Regions from separate parts of the Homo sapiens genome. Here regions 1, 2, 3 and 4 are each linked to region 5. The links are chromatin loops, found by intact Hi-C in ENCODE. Cell type or tissue: psoas muscle. All regions are shown on one strand.

Region 1 (4,000 bases), 200 kb after region 5:
GGGGATTTGAGCTGGCAGCTATCTCCAGGGGTCTCCTCTAGCACCTCGCCTGGCTGGAGGTCCGGGTAGGAGCAGGAAGCACTGGCTGCCTCTGGCAAGCAGGTAAGTCTGTCTGGCCCGGGGGCTGCCAGCTCACACCCTCCCAACTCCCTGTCCAGCCAGGCTGCCCCCTGCCCTGGATCCCCAACACCCGAGATGAGATCAGGAGCCTCTGGAGGCAGGGGGTCCTCAGGCTCCAGGTCTTGGAGATGGAGGTCAGGGTTCCCGTTAGATGCACTAAAGTCAGAGTGGACAATGACTTCAGCCTCCACCTGGTTCCTGCAGGCTGGGGGTGACTTCTTCCTCCCATTGCCCTGATCAGAGCAGAGAACACAAAGACAAAGTGACCATTACTGAGAGTAATCATCAGAATGACCAGCGTACGTGGGGCAGAAAGTCTGACCCTCCATCAGAGTAAGTATCACATGGGAGTCGGTGAAGGATACACAGGAACTGTTCGAACCTATACAAAGGCAGGGAATGATGGAATACTTCCCATTTGCCCTCATCCAGGAGTTTCAGGAGTACCAGACTCAGTCAGGGCCTCTGGGGACAGGAGGAAGGGCTGAGCGTACTCAGGCCAGCCACACCCTCAGATCCACGGAACTGCTGTGGCCCACTTAGGTCTGGGTAGAGGAGGGGCTGTTTTCAACCCAGGTTGAAACAGGTTCCTGCAAACTGGCCTGCCCTCCACCTACTCAACCTTTGGAGGCTCCAGGGGTCTCCTGGCTAGACTTCTATCCCCAGGAAAGTTACCACCCAGGGGTCTCCAGAGAACTCATTACTTCCTCTTCACAAGCACAGAGACCCTTTCCTCCTTTCCTGCCCCTTCCTTCCAGGACGCTGACCTTTATGGCGTCGTACACCAGAGCCTGCAGCAACAGCGTCTGCCCAGTTCCAGCAGGGGGCAGCAGGGCCCGGGTCAGAGCCGGCCGGGGGCCTGCCTGGGGCAGCTCACAGCCTGCCCAGGAACCAGCCCAGCTCAGCCCGCTTGGTTGAGCCCAGGAGATCTGCACGGGGGAAAGAAGGGGACAGTAAGGGGCACGACCAGGATTGGCTGGGAGAGGGAAGCCCGGGGGAGGGAATTGGGATGGGCCGCGGGGGAGCAGGGTCCAGACTGTCACCCGCTGCTCTCTCCCTCTCCAAGGCTCTGGGGAGGAGCATCGAAAGGGCTCAGAGTCAGCGGGGTAATCTGAGGATGAGTCCTCCTGCAGAGGAGCGGAACACCAGACGCTCTGCAAAGCCCGCGGTGTCCGAGCCAGGCGGGGAGAGGGTGAGGGAGGACGGGTCGGAGTTGGGTGGGATGTGCCGCCCCTGCCAGCATGAAAGGGACCAGCCCAGCGAAGGCCTCACCTTATCCTGGTCCCAGTCCCACTTGGCCACAGCCAAGCCGACTGGCCTCTTCTCCCCACACGGGGATGTCTGGGTCTCAGAGGTCTCCCCAGCTCCAGGGATGAGGAGGGAGCTGGGTGTTCTGGCTACCCTGGGTCACCTGCTGGGAGGCCCTTTCCTTCGTGAGAACCAAGCTGACCTATTCCGCCGGGATATGGAGGCCCATGTGCTTCCCTGACAGCCAACCATTCCGTGGAGGAGGGAGAGAGGCCCTAGCGTCCGCAGCCGGCTCCGAAGAGGAGGTAGAGCCATGCTCGCATAGCCACGCGTTGTGCTCTGTCGCCCCCTGGTGTCCTATTTAGAAAAGAGCCGCAATGTGGGGCTCTGACTTACCTTTCTTTTGGAGTGACTCCGGCCTTCAGAAACACCGCCACCCATAAGGCTGTGCACTTCAGCCCTGTCCTCCACGTCTGAGGGTGGCGGGGACCAGTCCTGGGGATGGGGGTGCACAAGGGACTCCAATTCATGGGCAGCTGGGGGGCTGGGGGGGCCAAGCCGAGCTCTGGAGTACAGCGCGGGATTCCCGGGGGTGGCGGTGGAGGACAGGCCTGGGAGGGATTCCCTGGAAGGGAAGACGGAAAACAAGGCATAGCGGTCAGAGTAAGGGGTCAGGCGGGGCTGGGATCTGGTCCAGCCTATGTCTCTGGGGAGGTTCCTGCCCATCTCTGGGATTTGCTTTCCTGGTCTGTGCAATGAGTAAGAAAAACTGCTATTGTTCAAAACAGCCTGATGCTGTAAACAGGGCTCTTCTTCCCTTGGCTGCAGGCATCTGGAGATTTGGGGCCCCTCTTTCCAAGATGCTGGCAGCTACAGAGGAAGTGGGAGTGAGGCAGTTCTGTTGGCCTTGCTGAGGAGGGTAGGCTGGGGCTCCCCTAAGTCCACTCCCCATTCTCAGGAGGACATCATCCCTGATTCCTTCATCCCAGAGTCCTGACTTTAACGGGGCTCCTGGGAGTGCCAAGGGCAAGTCATGGCCACTTTCCCTGATGGCCCATTCTGCAGCCCTTCCTGGAAGTCTCCCTTCCCTGAAGTCAGACTGGCTCCCCTGCTCACCTGTGGGGGCTGCGGCGCAGGCCAGCACACATGCAGGCCAGGAGGCAGAGGAGGCCCAGGCAGACACCCACGATGATGCCCGTGACTGAGTGCATGTCCAGCGAGTCTGGTGGGGGAGAGAGAGGCACAGAGCAGGTCAGGACAGAGGAAGGGCACAGGGCATAGATCAGGACTATCCATGGCTTTCTCAGGAGACACCAGCTGGACCCTCACCCTTCAGATGCTCACAATCTTCTGATACAAGGACAGGAGGGCCCTGAGCCTCACAGAAACTACTACTACCTCTCCCTCTGACTGTCCTCCCTAAAACACACCCAGAAGTTATGGTCTCTCTGCCTCAAACTGGCCTTTGGTGAAGCACGTGTTGCCTGCTCCCAGGGCTGTTGCATGGGTGTGCAACATGTGCAGGTGCGCAGACCCCATGCTTGGATGGACCCCACGCTTGAGTTCATGCTCTGCTGTCACCACCTTAAAATTCTAATTTTTTTTCTTTTGAGACAGGGTCTTGCTCTGTCACCCAGGCCGGAGTGCAGTGGCATGAACACGGCTCGCTGTAGCATCAACCTCCTGGGCTCAAGTGATCCTCCCACCTCAGCCTCCCAAGCAGCTGTGACCACAGGCATGAGCTACCACACCCAGATAATTTTTAAATTTTTTGTGGAGACAGGGTCTCACCATGTTGTCCAGGCTGGTCTCCAACTCCTGGCCTCAAGTGATCCTCTCACCTCAGCCTTCCAAAGTGCATAAGCACTTTGGATTACAAGCACAAGCCACCATGCCCGACCTCTAGCTTTTTTTGTTTTTGTTTTTGTTTTTGAGACGGAGTCTCGCTCTGTTGCCCAGGCTGGAGTGCAGTGGCATGATCTCGGCTCACTGCAAGCTCCTCCTCCCGGGTTCACGCCATTCTCCTGCCTCAGCCTCCTGAGTAGTTGGGACTACAGGCATCCACCACCACGCCCAGCTAATTTTTTTTTGTATTTTTAGTAGAGACAGAGTTTCACCGTGTTAGCCAGGATGGTCTCGATCTCCTGACATCATGATCCGCCCGCACCTTGGCCTCCCAAAGTGCTGGGATTACAGGCATAAGCCACCGCGCCTGGCCGTCCGACCTCTAATTTTTAAAATAAGGGATAGCACCTTTTCATTCTGCACTGGGCCCTGGAAATTACGTAGCCAGTCCTGCTGTCCACCTCCACACCATAAAGCTCATCACCTCACCAAGTTAATCCTCCAATCAAAGCAATTTCCCAAAGAAACTGGTCTCTAAAGCCAGTCCCAGCTGGATGCAGTGGCTCACACCTGTAATCCCAGCACTTTGGGAGGACGAGGTGGGTGGATCACCTGAGGTAAGGAGTTTGAGACCAGCCTGGCCAATGTGGTGAAAACCCGTCTTTACTAAAAAATACAATAATTGGCTGGGCATGGTGGCTCACGCCTGTAATCCCAGCACTTTAGGGGGCCAAGGTAGGCAGATCACGAGGTCAGGAGTTTGAGACCAGCCTGGCCAACATGGTGA
Region 2 (4,000 bases), 110 kb after region 5:
TCCACATTTTGTTTTTGTATTTTGGTTTGTAAATTTGTAGAATTAAATCACATTTTCCTTGTTGTGGGAAGGAAAAACCAAGCAAACAAACAAACAAAACCAGATGAATGTTTGCTCACCAATGAGCCACACCAAAAGAAGCCGGTACAAAAGGCCACATGTTGTATGCTTCCTTTTATATGAAATGTCTGGAATGGGCCTATCAGAGACAGAAAGTAGATTAGTAGTTGCCAGAGGCTGGGTGAATGAGCAGGTGGGAAGTAACTTCTAATGGGTACTGTTTCATTTTTCGGAGTGGCAAAAACATTCTAACTGGGCTCGGTGGCTCACCTGTAATCTCAGCACTTTGGGAGGCCAAGGCGGGGAGATCACTTGAGGTTAGGAGTTCAAGACCAGCCTGGCCAACATGGTGAATCCCTGTCTCTACTAAAAATACAAAAATTATCTGGGCATGGTGGCAGGCGCCTACAGTCCCAGCTACTTGGGAGGCTGAGGCGGGAGAATCTCTTGAACCTGGAAGACGGAGGTTGCAGTAAGCCGAGATTGCGCCACTGCACTCCAGCCTGGGGAGCAGAGCAAGACTCCGTCTCAAAAAAAAAGAAAAACAATAACAGACCCAAAACAAAAAATTCTAAAATTATATTGTGGGGATGATTCTACAACTGTGAATATACTAAAAACCATTGAATTGTATACTCTATTTATTTATTTTGAGACGGAGTCTCGCTCTGTCGCTCAGGCTGGAGTGCAGTCGCACAATCTCAGCTCACTGCAAGCTCCGCCTCCCGAGTTCACGCCATTCTCCTGCCTCAGCCTCCCAAGTAGCTGGGACTGCAGGCGCCCGCCACCACGCCCGGCTAATTGTTTTGTATTTTTAGTAGAGACGGGGTTTCACTGTGTTAGCCAGGATGGTCTCGATCTCCTGACCTGGTGATCCGCCCACCTCGGCCTCCCAAAGTGCTGGGATTACAGGAGTGAGCCACCGCGCCCGGCCGAATGGTATACTTTAAATGGATGGATCGCTTGGCTTTTAAATTATATCCAGTAAATCTATTTTTTAAATGTATTAGACAAATTTAAATTACATGCATGTCAAATATGATTGACTTGCTAGCAAAGGAGCAGCAAAGTGAAAAAAAGTGTTGGTTTAGAGAAGGTGTGAAAGTCGGGAAATGAAATGTTTACACCATCGGCTGTAAAAGTCTTAGTGCTGGCTGGGCGAGGTGGCTCAGGCCTGTAATCCCAATTCTTTGGGAGGCCGAGATGGGAGGATTGCTTGTGGCCCGTAATTCCAGACCAGCCTGCACTGCTTTCCTTTCACTGGTTGCCGAGTGAGCACATTCCTTAGAAAGGAATTCCCTGTAGGCTGGTGAGAGCCGACAGTGTAGCTCCGAGGGGGAGAGGGCAGCACTATGTTTTTAAATTATTATTTTTTGTAGAGATGGCAGGTCTGGAACTCTGGGCGTCAGGCGATCCTCCCGCCTAGAATAAGGAGACACGAGGTCTGAAACTGGAATAGCAAGATTGCATCCCCAACAGCAGATTCCGGTCGGGCAGGAAACCTGAAACAGAGCGCTCAAGTTCCAATTTTAAACAGGACATTGCCGGGAATTCTCAAATGGCATGCAAAATTCAGTATATCCCCGGAGTGCACGGTTAAAAATAACATCAGAACGCCCCTGCGCCCACCACACAGTTTAAGAAAACGGAAATTGTCAAACTTTTTAAACCCCTGTGCGCCCTTCCCCAAGTCACATCTCTCGCTCCTCACCGAAGGGAGGAACCACTATTCTGAATTCTGTGTTAATCATTGACTTGCCAATTTTTTCTCTTTCAATTTAATAGCAGTCTTTATTTAAAAGAAATCAAACTCAGACGTACAAATACACAAAACAGATAAAACCCGAGTCTCTGACCAGGAAAGCGTTATTTTCCAGCCAGCCAGTCTTCGGCTTCGCCCCCTAACGGTGACATAAGGCACTCTGTGAAATGCTCTGTTCCGGAATCAAAAGATTGATCCGATTATTTGCATACCCATAATGCACTGCTCACAGTACAAATTTAAAAAGGCAAAATCAAACATTTTTATTCTAAGCATATTCTGTGAAAGTTAGACTTTTGTTTAAACAATACTCTTAAAATTTTTTTCTAGGTATAGAACCTTGGCATTCACTAGTCACCATCACTATACTAGGAGTTTCTGTTACCCGAGAAACGAGTTATGAAATTAACAAGCATACTCTGGTTTCTCTTCAGATCGTATAAATCTTTCGCCTTTTACTAAAGATTTCCGTGGAGAGGAACAACTCTGAGTCTTAAGCTAATTTTTTGAGGCCTTGTTCCGACAAGGCTATATAAAGCTGTTAAAAAATCAGATTGACTTCATTTAGGGTGTTTCTTACAGATATCGTTTAAGTTTTCGGTTCTGCTTGTAAACGCTTCAATCGCTCATGCGTTTAAACTTTGTGTAAGTGCAAGCGTTCTTTTTCTAGTGAAGCTTCTTCCAACAAGTTAGAAGTATTTACTTCAGTGTCATTAATGTGAAAGATTCTTAAAAGTGTTCTGGCTGGGCGCGGTGGCTTATGCCGGTAATCCCACTGCATTGGGTAAACCAAGGTGAGCGGATCACTTGAGGTCAGGAGTTCGAGACCAGCCTGGGCCAACGTGGTGAAACCCACGTTGTACATTGTTTTCTTAGTCTTCTGAATCCTGTGTATATTTTGCATTTAGCGCATCTCAATTAGGACTAGCTGCATTTCAAGCGCTCAATCGGCACACATGGACAATGACTAATAATTGCCCTGTGCACCTCTGCTAGGTGTAAAACGTTTGAACAGAGCACAGTGTGTAGATCCGTTCTCCCTTCCTGTAGGTTTTGGGGTTTTGCCAGATTTTGGCCATTGGAACTCCTTGAACCTGTGCAAGGTTATATTTCCTTAAAGTGTGGAATGGAATGGCTGGCTGGGTCTTAGGGCAGGTAGGTACCTGCATAATAATTTTTTCCCAAATTATGTACTTATTTGCATTTTCACAAATGGCCTATTATATTCCCATTGCTTCTCACCCTTACTGGCCTTGAAATGCTCAGAAGTTGCCGGGCGTGATGGCTCACCCCTGTAATCCCAGCACTTTAGGAGGCCAAGGCAGGCGGATCACCTGAGGTCAGGAGTTCGAGACCAGCCTGCCCAAGATGGCAAAACCCCGTCTTTACTAAAAATATAAAAAATTAGCCGGGCGTGGTGGTGCCTATAATCCCAGCTACTCGGGAGGCTGAGGCAGAAGAATCGCTTGAACCTGGGAGGCAGAGGTTGCAATGAGCTGAGATCGTGCCACTGCACTCCAGCCCGGGCAACAAGAGTGAAGCTCCATCTCAAAAAAAAAAAAAAAAAGTAAAAAAAAAGAAATGCTCAGAAGTTAATCTTTGTCCATCTGGTAGTTATGAAATTGTAACTTTTAGTGGTTTTTAAATGTTACTTTAGTTTTTGAGACAGGGTCTGGCTTTATCACACAGGCTGGAGTGCAGCGGCATGATATCCTCTCACTGCAGCCTCAACTTCCTGATCCAAGTGATCCCACCTCAGTCTCCCAAGCAGCTGGGACTGCAGGCGTGCACCACCACACTGGCTGATTTTTAAAAATTTTTATTTTGTTTTTATGCTTTTTGTAGAGACAGGATTTCTCCATGTTGCCCAGGGTGAGCTGCTCTGGATCTTCTGAGCTCAAGTTATCCTCCCACCTCGACCTCCCAAAATGCTGGGATTGCAGGTGTGTGCCATTGTGCCTGGCTTTTTTTTTTTTTTTTTCCTTTACAAATGTCTAATCTTCCAGCATTATAGTAATTTTAATGTACATCTCCCTAATTACTAATGAGGTTGAACATCTTTTCAAAGATTTTTTGGCCATTCATAGTTTCTCCTGTAAAATGCCTGTTTGTGCCTTTTGCCCATTTTTTTCTTAGATGGCGAATCTTTTTCTTAGTGGGTATAGTAGTTTTTTGCAC
Region 3 (4,000 bases), 160 kb before region 5:
TGTATATCCTTTGAATCCATGGAACTTTTTTACCATAACCATGATGCCATTCAAACACTACTTTTTAAAAAACAAACAAAAATACATAACATGGCTATCATTCCATGGCAGTACCTGTAGCACTACCTCATCCTTTCTACCTGCTGCATAGCATTCTAGTACCCAGGGGGGTACATTTATTAAACAGGTATTGTATGTACACGTTGAGGAGTTATGAGGAGTATGTCCTGGGGCACTATAAAGAAAGCACAGGAGTAATGGAGCTGCCAAGTGAAGCATCATCAGAAGTATCAGGATAGGCCAGGAATGATGGCTCAGGCCTGTAATCTCAGCACTTTGGGAGGCCAAGGTGAGAGGATCACTTGATCCCAGGAGTTTGAGATAAGCCTGGGCAACATGGTGAAAACCCGCCTCTACAAAAAATTTAAAAATCAGGCGTGGTGGTGCACGCCCGTAGTCCTAGCTACTCTGGAAGCTGAGATGGGATGATTGCTTGATCTTTGAGGTCGAGGCTGCAGTGAGCTATGAGCCGGCCACTGCACTCCAGCCTGGGGGACAGCGCGAGACCTCGCCTCAGAAACAAACAAAAAAAGTGTTGGTATAAATGTATAAATGCAGTGAGAGACGCATGTGACAACAGCAGCCCATGAAGGGTGTGCAAAGGGAACATGGGGTTTCCTTCCGGGTGTGTGCACAGAGGGGTGTGTGGAGGAAGGAAAACCACACAGGGGATTGACGAAGGATTCAATACATGAGGGGCTGCTGTGAAGTATCTGTAGGGAAAAGGAGATGGAGATGACCAAAAAAAGTGGAAGGAGGACTGCGTCAGAAAAAAACAGAATGGGGAAATAAAAAACATTAATTGGGAAAAAGAGGCAGAGAAGTATATACGGTATTGCCACCACATACCATGGACTCTCAGGACTGGTTGGATTTCAAATAATTTTCTTTCCCAGTAAACAAAACTTGTTAAATATTATGAATACTAAATGTATACCTAACAGTTCTGATTTATAAATTTATTCTTTTGAAAACAGGTCGTTTTTGGACTATGTCCTTGTATACAAGGAGCACAGGGGGAGCAAAAGAGCGAGACACGGGTGTGCCGAAGGATGGGGGTCAGGAGGAACTGCAAAGCAGGGAACTTTGAAGTGGGACCTGGTTTTAGTCCGAACCACCTCGGCTGATGACCTTGGGCAATCGCATAACCTCTCTGAGCCACGGATTCCCCACACTCAAAACGGGCAGGGAGGCCGTGGGACTGGCCCGGGGGATGCAGGCAGAGCGCCCAGCCCCAGCTCGGCACAGCGTGGGTGGCAGGGCGCCTGGAGAACCCACAGAGGCGGCGGGGAGTGAGGGGCGCAGACCGCAGGTACTAGGCGCCCAAAGGCTGACCGGCGGGAATGGCGCACCTTCTGGGAGCCAGAAGACGCCGAGATCTGGGCCCACACCGCTCTGCCGCCCATGCTTTCCGCAACCAGAAGTCCAAAACCCTCGGGGCCGGCCGCCCGGGCGCGGCCTGGAGGCCTTCAGCGGCCGGGTCCCCGGATCCCTGGCCCGGGTACCTGGCGGCGTGCAGCGCCCGCAGCGCCTCGCGGGCGAACTGGTCCGTGCCGAAGAAGAGCACCCGCCAGGGAGGCTTCTCGCGGACTCTGGAGTCCCGGCAGTCCTCCCAGCCGAGTCGGGCCAGTGCTCGCCACTGGGGACTCGGCCTCCCACGCCTGGCGCCATGAGCCAGCGGAGGACCCCAACAGCGCCGCACCAACACCCTCATCGCCTCGGCCGCCGGCGGCCGGCCCTGCGCAGGCGCATCGGGGCGGGGACAAGGGTGCAGCCTGGGGAGGGCGGGGCTTGCCTGCTTGGAGGCGGGGTCTGGTTGGAGTTGGTGAACGAATTTGCCCGCTACAGCGGCCCTAGATTTTTGTTCTGTTTATTTGCACTATGTAGCCAATCCTCCAGAATAAGTCTTTCTTTTCTTTTTAAAATCGCTTTATTTATTTATTTATTTATTTATTTATTTATTTCAGAAAGGGTCTTGCTCTGTCGCGCAGGCTGGAGTGCTGTGGCGCGATCTCTGCTTACTGCAACCTCACTGCTCCTGGGCTCAAGGGATCCTCCCACCTCAGCCTCCGGAGTAGCTGGGGTACAGGCACACATCACCATGCTGGGCTGATTTTTTGTAGAGAGAGTATCTCACTATGTTGCCCAGGTCTCAAGCAATCCTCCTGCCTTGGCCTCCCCAAGTGCTGGGGTTACAGGCGTGAGCCACTGCGCCGGCCCAGGATAAGTCTTTTGGTAACAAATCGTGCATGTTTTCAGACAATGAAACCTCATGTATATAGTGCATGTCATTTCCTCAACCATTATAACCAATATTTGCTGAGTACTTCACTCCGTGCCACGTTTTTGCTAAGCATTTTATATTCATTATTCTGGTTAATCATCAGATCAACCTTAGGAGGTAGATACTATTACAAATATGTTACTGAAGAGAAACTGAAGCTCCGTGAAATTAAGGACTTACCAGTGTATAAGGTCCACACAGCTAGTAAAGGACAGAGCAGAGGTGGGACTCTTGTAATTCCAACGCTTGTAATCCTAGCCGTTGGGCCTTCTCAGCGATCCTATGTATTAGGCAAGTCAATTACCCACATTTTGCACCTGAGGAAACTGAGCCTTAGTTACTTGTCTGCAGTTACTTTCTTGAATCGAAGGCTCCATCTTTACTCCTCCCCTGTGGGTTCCTTTGCACACAGAAGGATACCATAGAGGTGATTCCTAGGGAAATGGACAGGGAACCTTATCCCCAGAAGACCTCCGAGGACCGTTAGTGCTTAGATTCTGTATCCCCAAAGCCTCCTTGAGTGGAGTCAGACATCCATGAAACAGGATCTGAGCAGAGACTGAAACCGAATTTTGTTCTAATCTTATTCTCACCACCATTTTTTTTTTTTTTTTTTTTTTTTTTGAGATGGAGTCTCGCTCTGTTTTTCAGGCTGGAGGGCAGTGGCGGGCGATCTTGGCTCACTGCAACCGCTGCTTCCCAGGTTCAGGCGATTCTCCTGCCTCAGCCTCCCAAGTAGCTGGGACATGCGCCACTACACCTAGCTAATTTTTGTATTTTTAGTAGAGATGGGATTCACTATGTTGACCAGGCTGGTCTTGAACTCCTGACCTCAGGTGATCTGCCTGCCTTGGCCCCCCAAAGTGCTAGGATTACAGGCATGAGCCACTGCGCCCTGCCGTCTCACCACCTTTTCCCATCACACAGTCTTAAACCCAGTGACCCTGGACCAGTCCTTTTTCCTAAATTATGAGCTCTGCACATCCCTGCTCCTGTGCCTTTGCTCATGCTCCCTTCCTAGACTGCCTTCCCACATCTCTTCATCTCTAAATGGTATCCATTCTTCAACACGAAGTTCAGACATTCGCCCTGAAGCTTCAAGCTCTTGCCTCCTTAGATTTCTTGTCTTTCTCCATGTGCCCCTGTTTTTTTTTGTTGTTGCTGTTGTTTTTGTTTTTGTTTTTGAGACAGAGTCTCACTCTGTCACCCAGGCTGGAGTGCAGTGGTGTGATCTTGGCTCACTGCACCCTCCACCTCCCCTGTGCAAGCGATTCTGCTGCCTCAGCCTCCTGAGTAGCTGTGATTACAGGCGCCTGCCACCACGTCTGGCTAATTTTTTGTATTTTTAGTAGAGATGGGGTTTTGCCGTGTTGGGCAGGCTGGTCTCGAACTCCTGACCTCAGGTGATCCACCTGCTTTGGCCTCCCAAAGTGCTGGGATTACAGGCATGAGCCACCGTGCTTAGCCCATGTGCCCCCTTAATACTCTGTAGGGACCCCCATTTCTCATGTAGTTTGGTATTACTGAGGAAGGTTGTCTAATGTATGCATAGACATTGAGAAATTCACATGTGTTTTGAACAGAAAAGAGAAGCAAAGAGGAAGATATTCCAGTAATTTTGCTTATCTGATCACATATGAGAAGGAGAGTGAGATG
Region 4 (4,000 bases), 82 kb after region 5:
TTTCTTTTTTTTTTGAGATACAGTCTTGCACTGTTGCCCCGGCTGGAGTGCAGTGGCGGCATCTTGGCTCACTGCAACTTCCGCCTCCCGGCTTCAAGCGATTCTCCTGCCTCAGCCTCCCACGTAGCTGGGATTACAGGCTCCCGCCACCATGCCCAGCTAAGTTTTTGTATTTTTAGTAGAGACGGGGTTCCACTATGTTGGCCAGGCTGGTCTCAAACTCCTGACCTCATGATCCGCCCACCTTAGCCTTCCAAAGTGCTGGGATTACAGGCATGAGCTACCGCACCCAGCCAGTGGTTTTCAAATAGTAGGTCACAGACCAAAGCCAGTCTATGGCAAAGTTTTCTCTGGATTATGACTGAATGAGCAAAATAAGGGCTATATAACAGATATATTGATGTAAGGTTGCCATGTACCTTTCTTTGGAAGAACTGTTCTTCATTCTGAAGTCAAGGCCATCCTCCTTTCTTAGTACTATAATATCCTTTTATAAAATGATGATACATGGTAGGCTAACATACTTACTTGGGCAATACAAAAAGTTGACAATCCTGGGTCCCAATACCCCACAGTTTAAAAGAAATTTAACTGGTCCACAATCAAAAGTCTAGGAGCTATTTATTGCCTTATCTACTTTAGCACCCAACATCTAGTAGGTGCTTGATGCCCATATGAGGTAAGAATAAATGAATGAATAAATTTGAATTCAACACATAACAACAGTGAAACCCAGAGATTCACTAGGAATTAGCCACCCAGCCTGGAACTGAATACAGATCTCCTGACTCCCACCTCCAGGGCTCTTTATGGTATTTTAACATCTAACACAGAAGAATGTCCCTTAGATACCAGAATCCAAGGTACCAAATTCTACGCCACATAGGAAAGATGTGTGTCTTTGGCAGGAGCTTGTAAAATTGATTACTCTTAAATTGAAATGAATTAAGTGATGAACAGTATGGGTAAAGGAAGAGCACCAGAGCAGGAATCAAGTCCTACACCCTGGTCCTTGTTATCCAGCCTGTCCCTGGGAGACCCCAGCCAGGCAAGGTAAACCAAATTATGGAATGTCTGACTTGTGCCAGAAACTGTGCTGGGGGGGTGACACACATTTTATCAGTGCCCCACTTTGAGGTAACTATCAGCATCTCAATTTATAAATGGAAAAAAGGAGGCCCTTTTCGATAGAAATGGGATTTGAACCCAGAGCATGAGGTTTTCCACTCCTTTGAGTTCTGCCTCTCCATCTCCTGATAACTGAACTAGGTCAGAGTTTCTTAAGGTATGGTCAGGGTCACCCTAATCAGAATTACCAGCAGTGCTTGTTAAATAAAGTGAATCCCAACACATACTGAGCCCTTAGTATGTGCCCTTAGGCATTTTCAAAGTGTGAAAATTCATTCAATTCTCATAGTCAGTGCCTGATGGAAGTATACTATTATCATCCCCATTTTATAGATGAGGAAGCGGAGGGACTGAAATGCACCTGGTACCTACTCAAGGTCACACAGCTGAGATGAGACAGAATTCAGCTTTGTACAGCCAGTGGGAAAGCTCCTGGGCCTGACTCCAGACACAGAACTAGAAAGTCTAAAGGTGAGGACCAGGACTCTGCATTCTCAAGCTGCCCAGGTCACTGGTACACAGGGAAGTCTCAGAGCCACTGGATTCAGTGCTGTCCTAGAGCCCTTAGGCCCCTAAAATCTGTGATGCTACGGACCAAAGTCTCACCTCTGCCTTCCCTGCACTGTGGATTGTCAGGACCTTTGAGGATAAAATCCAGCTCACCAGGTCCCAGGCCCGTTTGTGGTTGTCTCCGGAGGACTGGAGAAGTTCTTTCAGGTTAGGTAACTTGCTGGCATCTGCAAGCTGAAGCGACGGAAGAACTTCCATTAGCAAGGATCCCGGACACAGTGATAATCAGGGGCCCTCTAGTGGGAAGGCAGGCAACGTTCACTTGTTGCACGTCTCAAGGGATCTCCTGAGAGGAAATTCACAGGTCTACAATCCCCTTTCCAAATAATACTAAACTTTACAAGCTCTAAAATCTGAAAGGTTTTTTTTTTGGTGGGTTTTTGTTTTGTTTTTGAGACAGGGTCTCACTCTGTCGCCCAGGCTGGAGAGCAGTGGCATGATCTTGGCTCACTGCAGCCTCTGCCTCCTAGGTTCAAGCAATTCTCCCACCTCAGCCTCCCGAGTAGCTGGGACTACAAGCGCACGCCACCACGCCTGGCTACTTTTCATATTTTTTGGTAGAGATGGGGTTTCACCATGTTGGCCAGCCTGGTCTCGAGCTCCTGACCTCAAGTGATCCCCCTGCCTCGGCCTTCCAAAGTGCTGGGATTACAGGCGTGAACCACCATGCCCAGCCTTGGTGGTTTGTTTTTTTTTAAACTCTTTGGGTACCAAACCTGACCTGAGCTGATGTGAGGTTTAATCTTTACCTATCCCCTTCCTGTTAGTATCAGTGCATTCTGCTGCAGGAATATTAACATGCCATGAGTATGGCATGCCACCCACTGGAGGTGTGACTGAATACATGATACATGCACATGTGGGTAAAGCGCTACATTACAAAGCCTTTTCCTTTCTGTGTGAGAATTAGTTAACTTCTGTTAAGTTGTTCCCCTGGAGACTGGATAAAGGTAGTATGACAACTACATACGTAATCAGGCAACACTGCTTAAGGTAAAAATGACCCAGCATGGTACACGGCATCTGGCCTGGGAGGAACTGTAAATGGGGAATGCATAACTTTGGGTTTCCCAGAGTGTGACAATGTTTTGTTGGAACACTGGAAGCTTTGTTGATGACATTCTCATGAGTGAGACCAGCCTCTGAGGAAAATGGAGCTTCACTTAGGCCAGAGCAGTTCCTGCACCCACCCCATGTGGATCTCATCTCTTTACTCCCAAGTTTTCACTTTTGGGGGCAAAGACTAGCTCTTGGACCTCTATGTGGACCACTGCAAGGACTTCCACAGAAACACAGTGCCTAATGCTGTGCTGCTGAAAGCTGTCATCAGTCCTAGAGCCTTTGGATTTAGGCTGATGTCCCGTGGGACCTGTGATAGGACTCAGCCTAGTTGTCATTGCAGCACATTATTTACCATTCTAAAATCAGGAAGAATCGGAATCCTGAAACATATTCAGTGCCAGGATTTCTGATAAGGGACTGGGGACTTGGACTAACAGATAGCAACAAAGTATCTGTAGCTTTTGCTCAGAAGTTATGACTGACTAGAGGTCAAACCTCTCCAGCATGGCATTTAAACACCTCTAGCCTAATCTCAACCCCTTACCATCCCCTCCCCATCACAGACTGGTTCTATTCAGGAGCATGTCTTGTTCCAAGAATACCCCTTCCCCCACCTCTACTACCCAGGCACTTCTGATCCAAGAGACCACTCTCTCCTCTAAGCCCCTAAAGCCCATTGCCCCAGTTCTCCCTTCCAAGTATGGCCAGACACCTGGAGGTCAAGAACTGTCTTGTGTTTTTCCAATTCTCCTCTTTCCTGGATGCAGAGAAACAGCATGAACTGTGGAATCAGATCTCAGTTGGAATCTCTGTTGAGCTTCTATCTCCTCTCCAACAAGGGCACCTCTCTACCTCGCCAAGGGGTTGTCAGGAAGTTTGAAGAAGGTCACAGAATCTCAGGGCTTGGTCTATATATGTCCATTTCTTTTCTTTCCATTTACATTTCTCCCCAGACAACACTGTCCTCCCAAACCCTGGCAACCTTTCCTTCTGCTTTGCAAGGGATGTAGTTGGCACTTCAAGAATACCTGTGTGGTGGCCCGGTGTGGTGGTTCACACCTGTAATCCCAGCACTTTGGGAGGCTGAGGGGGGCGGGTCACGAGGTCAAGAGATTGAGACCATCCTGACCAACATGGTGAAACCCCATCTCTACTGAAAATACAAAAATTAGTTGGGTGTGGTGGCATGTGCCTGTAGTCCCAGCTACTCGGGAGGCCAAGGTAAAAGAATCACTTGAAC
Region 5 (4,000 bases):
GACTCTTTTCGATAAACATAAAAATCTCACTTCTCGGCCAGGCGCAGTTTCTCACGCCTGTAATCCCAGCACTTTGGGAGGCCAAGGCAGGTGGATCACCTGAGGTCAGGAGTTCCAGACTGGCCTGGCCAACATGGTGAAACCCCGTCTCTACTAAAAATACAAAAATTAGCCGGGTGTGGTGGCGCACGCCTGTGATCCCAGCTACTCGGGAGGCTAAGGCAGGAGAATCGCTTGAACCTGGGAGGCAGAGGTTGCAGTGAGCTGAGATCGTGACAATGCACTCCAGCCTGGGTGACAAAGCAAGTCTCCATCTCAACAACAACAACAAAAAATCTCGCTTCTCCTCTCCTCCACCAGAAATTCTGGCACATCTTCTCAGAGAGTCATCATTCTTTTGGGAATCTTTGTATCCTCTGAATAAAGACTTTTTTTTTCATGGCCAAACCCTGCTCCTTCATATCAGCAGACATTGATTATCCCTGGAAGGATATAAATATAAATATTGAGGAACTCAGTATTTTAAAAGATAAGGACCTGCATCTGTAGGTGGTGCGAACTCAAGATAATATTAACACATCGTATTGAACTTTATAACTTACAAAGGGTTTTCACATCCACTTTCTCATTTGATTATTACAACAACCAAATGATATATTGTTATTATCAGCATTCCAGTTTTGAAGCTGAGAAAATCAAGACACAGAGAGTTTAAGTGACTTGCCCAAGGTCACAGCAGAACCCAGACTTAAATCCAAATCACCATATGGGTTTCCATTACTTCTCTATATCTTATTCCAAAAGCTGATGAGATTTTAGGGGTCTGCAGAATCTCTACCCCCTACCCAGGAACATCTCACATCAAGGAATAAAAATCTGCCCTCCTATTAAGGAAGTGACCCACCATCTTTCCTTTACTTAAGAATTACTTTGGTTGTAGCCGGGCGCGGTGGCTCAGGCCTGTAGTCCCAGCACTTTGGAGGCTGAGGCTGGCGGATCACGAGGTCAGGAGTTCAAGACCAGCCTGGCCAACCTGGTGAACCCCGTCTCTAAAAATACAAAAATTAGCTGGGCACAGTGATGTGTGCCTGTAGTCCCAGCTACTCAGGAAGCTGAGGCAGGAAAATCGCTTGAACCTGGGAAGCGGAGGTTGCAGTGAGCCGAGATCATGCCACTGCACTCCAGCCTGGGCAGCAAAGTGAGACTCTGGCTCAAAAAAAAAAAAAAAAAAAGAATTACTTTGGTTGTTTGTTAAAATACATTAGGCCCCTCTCCTAAAGATTTTGACAAAATAGTCTGGAGGAGGGCTCAGGAATCTGTTTTTATTGCTGGATGCTAGAATCAGGAGATGCTAAGATTTATTTGCAGAAATGATATGTTTCCACTGTGCTGATAGAAGTCTGGACCTTTTTTTCTCAAGGTCTCTTTTAGGCTCCTTCCAACTGCTACTACTTTCTTCCTCAGGGAGTCACTGCCCAACCTTGGTATTGTAGGGTGACCAAGAGGACTACAGCGAGGCGCTCATCATTTTCCTGGGCCTGCCCTTGGGGGCTGGAGGTAACCTTAGATAGCATGAGATCCCCCTTGTCCTCAATTAGACTGCCTCTTGTTCCTCATCCTGATGTTCAGGGAGATGGTCAGCAGATGGTGCTAACTTACCACCCTTCCCTCTGAATCCTTTGGGGGCATTCTTAAAATTAATCCAGTGGAACTTTCAGTGTATCAAATCTTGAAGACAGTGCTAGGGAATTCTTGTTTGTATTTACTAAAGGGCACAGACGTCAGGAGTAGAAGGACTGGTGTGTGAATCCCAGCTGAGTTCCTTAACAGCCATGTGACCTCTGGTAAGTAAGTTAATTCCATAAGCCTGTTTTCCACTATAAATTGGGGTGCTCTTGACCTCCTAGAATTAATGTGAGGAATAAATGATCCCTTGGCACTTGCTATAGTGAGTAGGTGCTTACTAAGTAATAAAGATATTTTCCTGTGCAATGTTGTGAATTATGGATTTCCCTTTATGCCTTTAAAAATTCCTTTAAATAAAAAAATCAAAAAATATAAACAATGAGTTGCATACAAAATAAATAAAAAAATAAAAATAAAAAATTACTTTTTCGGTCATGCTTCTTAGCCAGCTAGTTGAGGATCTTACCCTATTCACAGTACTTTAGCATTGTGAGGAACTTGCTTGATTTCAAATGAAACACTTAAAAAGAGATGAAAGAGAGAATATGAACTCTTGGCTTATAAGTCCTTTCCAATTTCCAATTTCCAATTCATGTGCATTAACCATAATATTAGATAATAAAAGTGATTAACAATTATAATCACCCACTGGCTAGGGCCGGGCACAGTGGCTCATGCCTGTAATCCCAGCATTTTGGGAGGCCGAGGCGGGTGGATCACAAGGTCAGGAGATCGAGACCATCCTGGCTAACACGGTGAAACCCGTCTCTACTAAAAATACAAAAAATTAGCCAGTCATGGTGTCGGGCGCCTGTAGTCCCAGCCACTCTGGAGGCTGAGGCAGGAGAATGGCATGAACCTGGGAGGCGGAGCTTGCAGTGAGCCGAGATTGTACCACTGCACTCCAGCCTGGGTGACAGAGCAAGACTCCGTCTCAAAAACAAACAACCAAACAAAAAAAAAAAACAACCAATTATAATCATGTATTACCTGTAAGCAATTGTTAAATATACAGAAGCATCCACTGGCTATGTATGTAAAGTAGTACTCATGGGTAAATTAATCAATAACAAGGTTATGAAGAGAAAAGGCTTCTGAGCCATCAAAGTAGATATTACAAAGTTGGCATATCAAAGTTCATGTACTTTACTCATACCTAGGCTTTCAGAATTTCATTCTGTAAGTCTCTTTGCTCATTTTAAATACTAATTTGGTCATATGGATCCCCATTGCATGAGTCAGTAAATTAGAAAGGGGGAATAGGTGCTAGAACCACAGCCAAAGTGTTGTCTAATAGCCTGACAAAAAAGGAAACACAAAAACAGATGTGTGAACTCAACAAGAAGGGTATATAGTCTGGCATCATTTGGGATTAGATAAAATTTTTTATATATCATATCAGCCCTGGTTGCTATTTTATTAGTATTATACTTCCACAATAATGGTATTCATAATACATCAAGAAAAGATTGAATTATGTTATTTCTGTTTTTATAAAAGTAGACTAAATACTTTTATATTTCTACCCCAAAACAATCAAAAGTTTAAAAGTTTTGGAGGCCTGGTGCAGTAGCTCATTTTTGTAATCCCAGCACTTTGAGAGGCCAGGGCAGAAGGATCGCTTGAATCCAGGAGTTTGAAAACAGCCTGGGCAAAACAGTGAGACTCAGTCTCTACAAAAAATAAAATTTAGCCTGGTGTGGTGGCTCATGCCTGTAGTCCTAGCTCCTTGGGAGGCCAAGGTGGGAGGATTGCTTGAACCTGGGAGATCAAGGCTGCAGTGAGCTGTGATAGTGCTATTGCACTCCAGCCTGGGGAACAAAAACGCTGTCTCAAAAAAAAAAAAAAGTCTTAAATAAAGAGGAAAAGTTTGAATTTTCTGGAAAACTGCTTCTGTAAAACAACTCAATTTCCTATTGTGCTACAGAAATGAAACATCACCTTGTTAAATCTACAAAATTTTCAATCTCTTCCATTTCTAGCAGTGTGGGATACAGCAAATTCTTTTTTTTTGATGAGGGGACAGGGTCTCACTCTGTTGCCCAGACTGGAATACAGTAGCATAATCACAGCTCACTGCAGCCTCTACCTCCCAGGCTCAAGCGCTCCTCCCATCTCAGCCTCCCGAGTAGCTGGGACTACAGGTGTGTGCCACCATGCCTGGCTAATTTTTGTATTTTTTAAGAGATAGGGTTTCACCATGTTGCCCAGGATGGTCTGGAACTCCTGGGCTCAAGTGATCTACCTGCCTCAGCCTCCTAAAGTGCTAGGATTACAGGCATGAACCGCCACACCCAGCCAGCAAAGCCTTTTT

Evidence for each region. Peaks named below come from ENCODE experiments on the same cell type or tissue, not always from the same donor. Only the 100,000 strongest peaks of a DNase experiment are listed, where the experiment ranks them.
Region 1: it touches region 5 in a loop (2.8-fold over the local background); 27 of 110 quality-filtered maps call a loop at or near these places.
Region 2: a loop joins it to region 5, with 4 times the contacts of the local background. A loop is called at or near these places in 69 of 110 quality-filtered maps.
Region 3: it touches region 5 in a loop (2.2-fold over the local background); 18 of 110 quality-filtered maps call a loop at or near these places.
Region 4: a loop joins it to region 5, with 6 times the contacts of the local background. A loop is called at or near these places in 91 of 110 quality-filtered maps.

Annotation. Positions count from the first base shown.
Region 1 is chr15:65,384,067-65,388,066 of GRCh38, forward strand. It overlaps IGDCC4 (immunoglobulin superfamily DCC subclass member 4), which reads right to left. Exons shown (of 20, transcript NM_020962.3): 17 at 2,485-2,590; 18 at 1,765-1,993; 19 at 888-1,049; 20 at 1-353. Among named protein-coding and RNA genes, the nearest start is that of IGDCC3, 8.1 kb to the left of the region's middle. RefSeq lists enhancers at 702-1,313, 1,188-1,237, 1,248-1,297, 1,318-1,437. In psoas muscle, CTCF peaks have their summits at 943 (motif pointing right) and 1,724 (motif pointing left); DNase peaks (open chromatin) are centred at 975 and 1,675; H3K4me3 peaks cover 663 bases; H3K27ac peaks cover 588 bases.
Region 2 is chr15:65,302,441-65,306,440 of GRCh38, forward strand. It overlaps RNU5B-1 (RNA, U5B small nuclear 1), which reads left to right and starts at 2,237; the gene lies at 2,237-2,353. RefSeq lists a silencer at 2,195-2,354. In psoas muscle, a CTCF peak has its summit at 1,960; DNase peaks (open chromatin) are centred at 1,491, 1,961 and 2,621; H3K4me3 peaks cover 2,416 bases; H3K27ac peaks cover 3,293 bases.
Region 3 is chr15:65,027,840-65,031,839 of GRCh38, forward strand. It overlaps MTFMT (mitochondrial methionyl-tRNA formyltransferase), which reads right to left and starts at 1,800. Exons shown (of 9, transcript NM_139242.4): 1 at 1,566-1,800. The coding sequence starts at 1,774. RefSeq lists silencers at 1,213-1,512, 1,763-1,952. In psoas muscle, a CTCF peak has its summit at 1,617; a DNase peak (open chromatin) is centred at 1,832; H3K4me3 peaks cover 2,210 bases; H3K27ac peaks cover 1,074 bases.
Region 4 is chr15:65,269,201-65,273,200 of GRCh38, forward strand. PARP16 (poly(ADP-ribose) polymerase family member 16) reads right to left here. Exons shown (of 6, transcript NM_001316943.2): 2 at 1,735-1,872. Among named protein-coding and RNA genes, the nearest start is that of SNORA24B, 14 kb to the right of the region's middle. In psoas muscle, a CTCF peak has its summit at 1,944 (motif pointing left); a DNase peak (open chromatin) is centred at 1,901.
Region 5 is chr15:65,187,686-65,191,685 of GRCh38, forward strand. LOC124903509 (a long non-coding RNA gene) reads left to right here and starts at 1,310. Exons shown (of 2, transcript XR_007064683.1): 1 at 1,310-1,557; 2 at 1,772-2,062. In psoas muscle, a CTCF peak has its summit at 1,652 (motif pointing right); no DNase peak of the experiment used is centred here.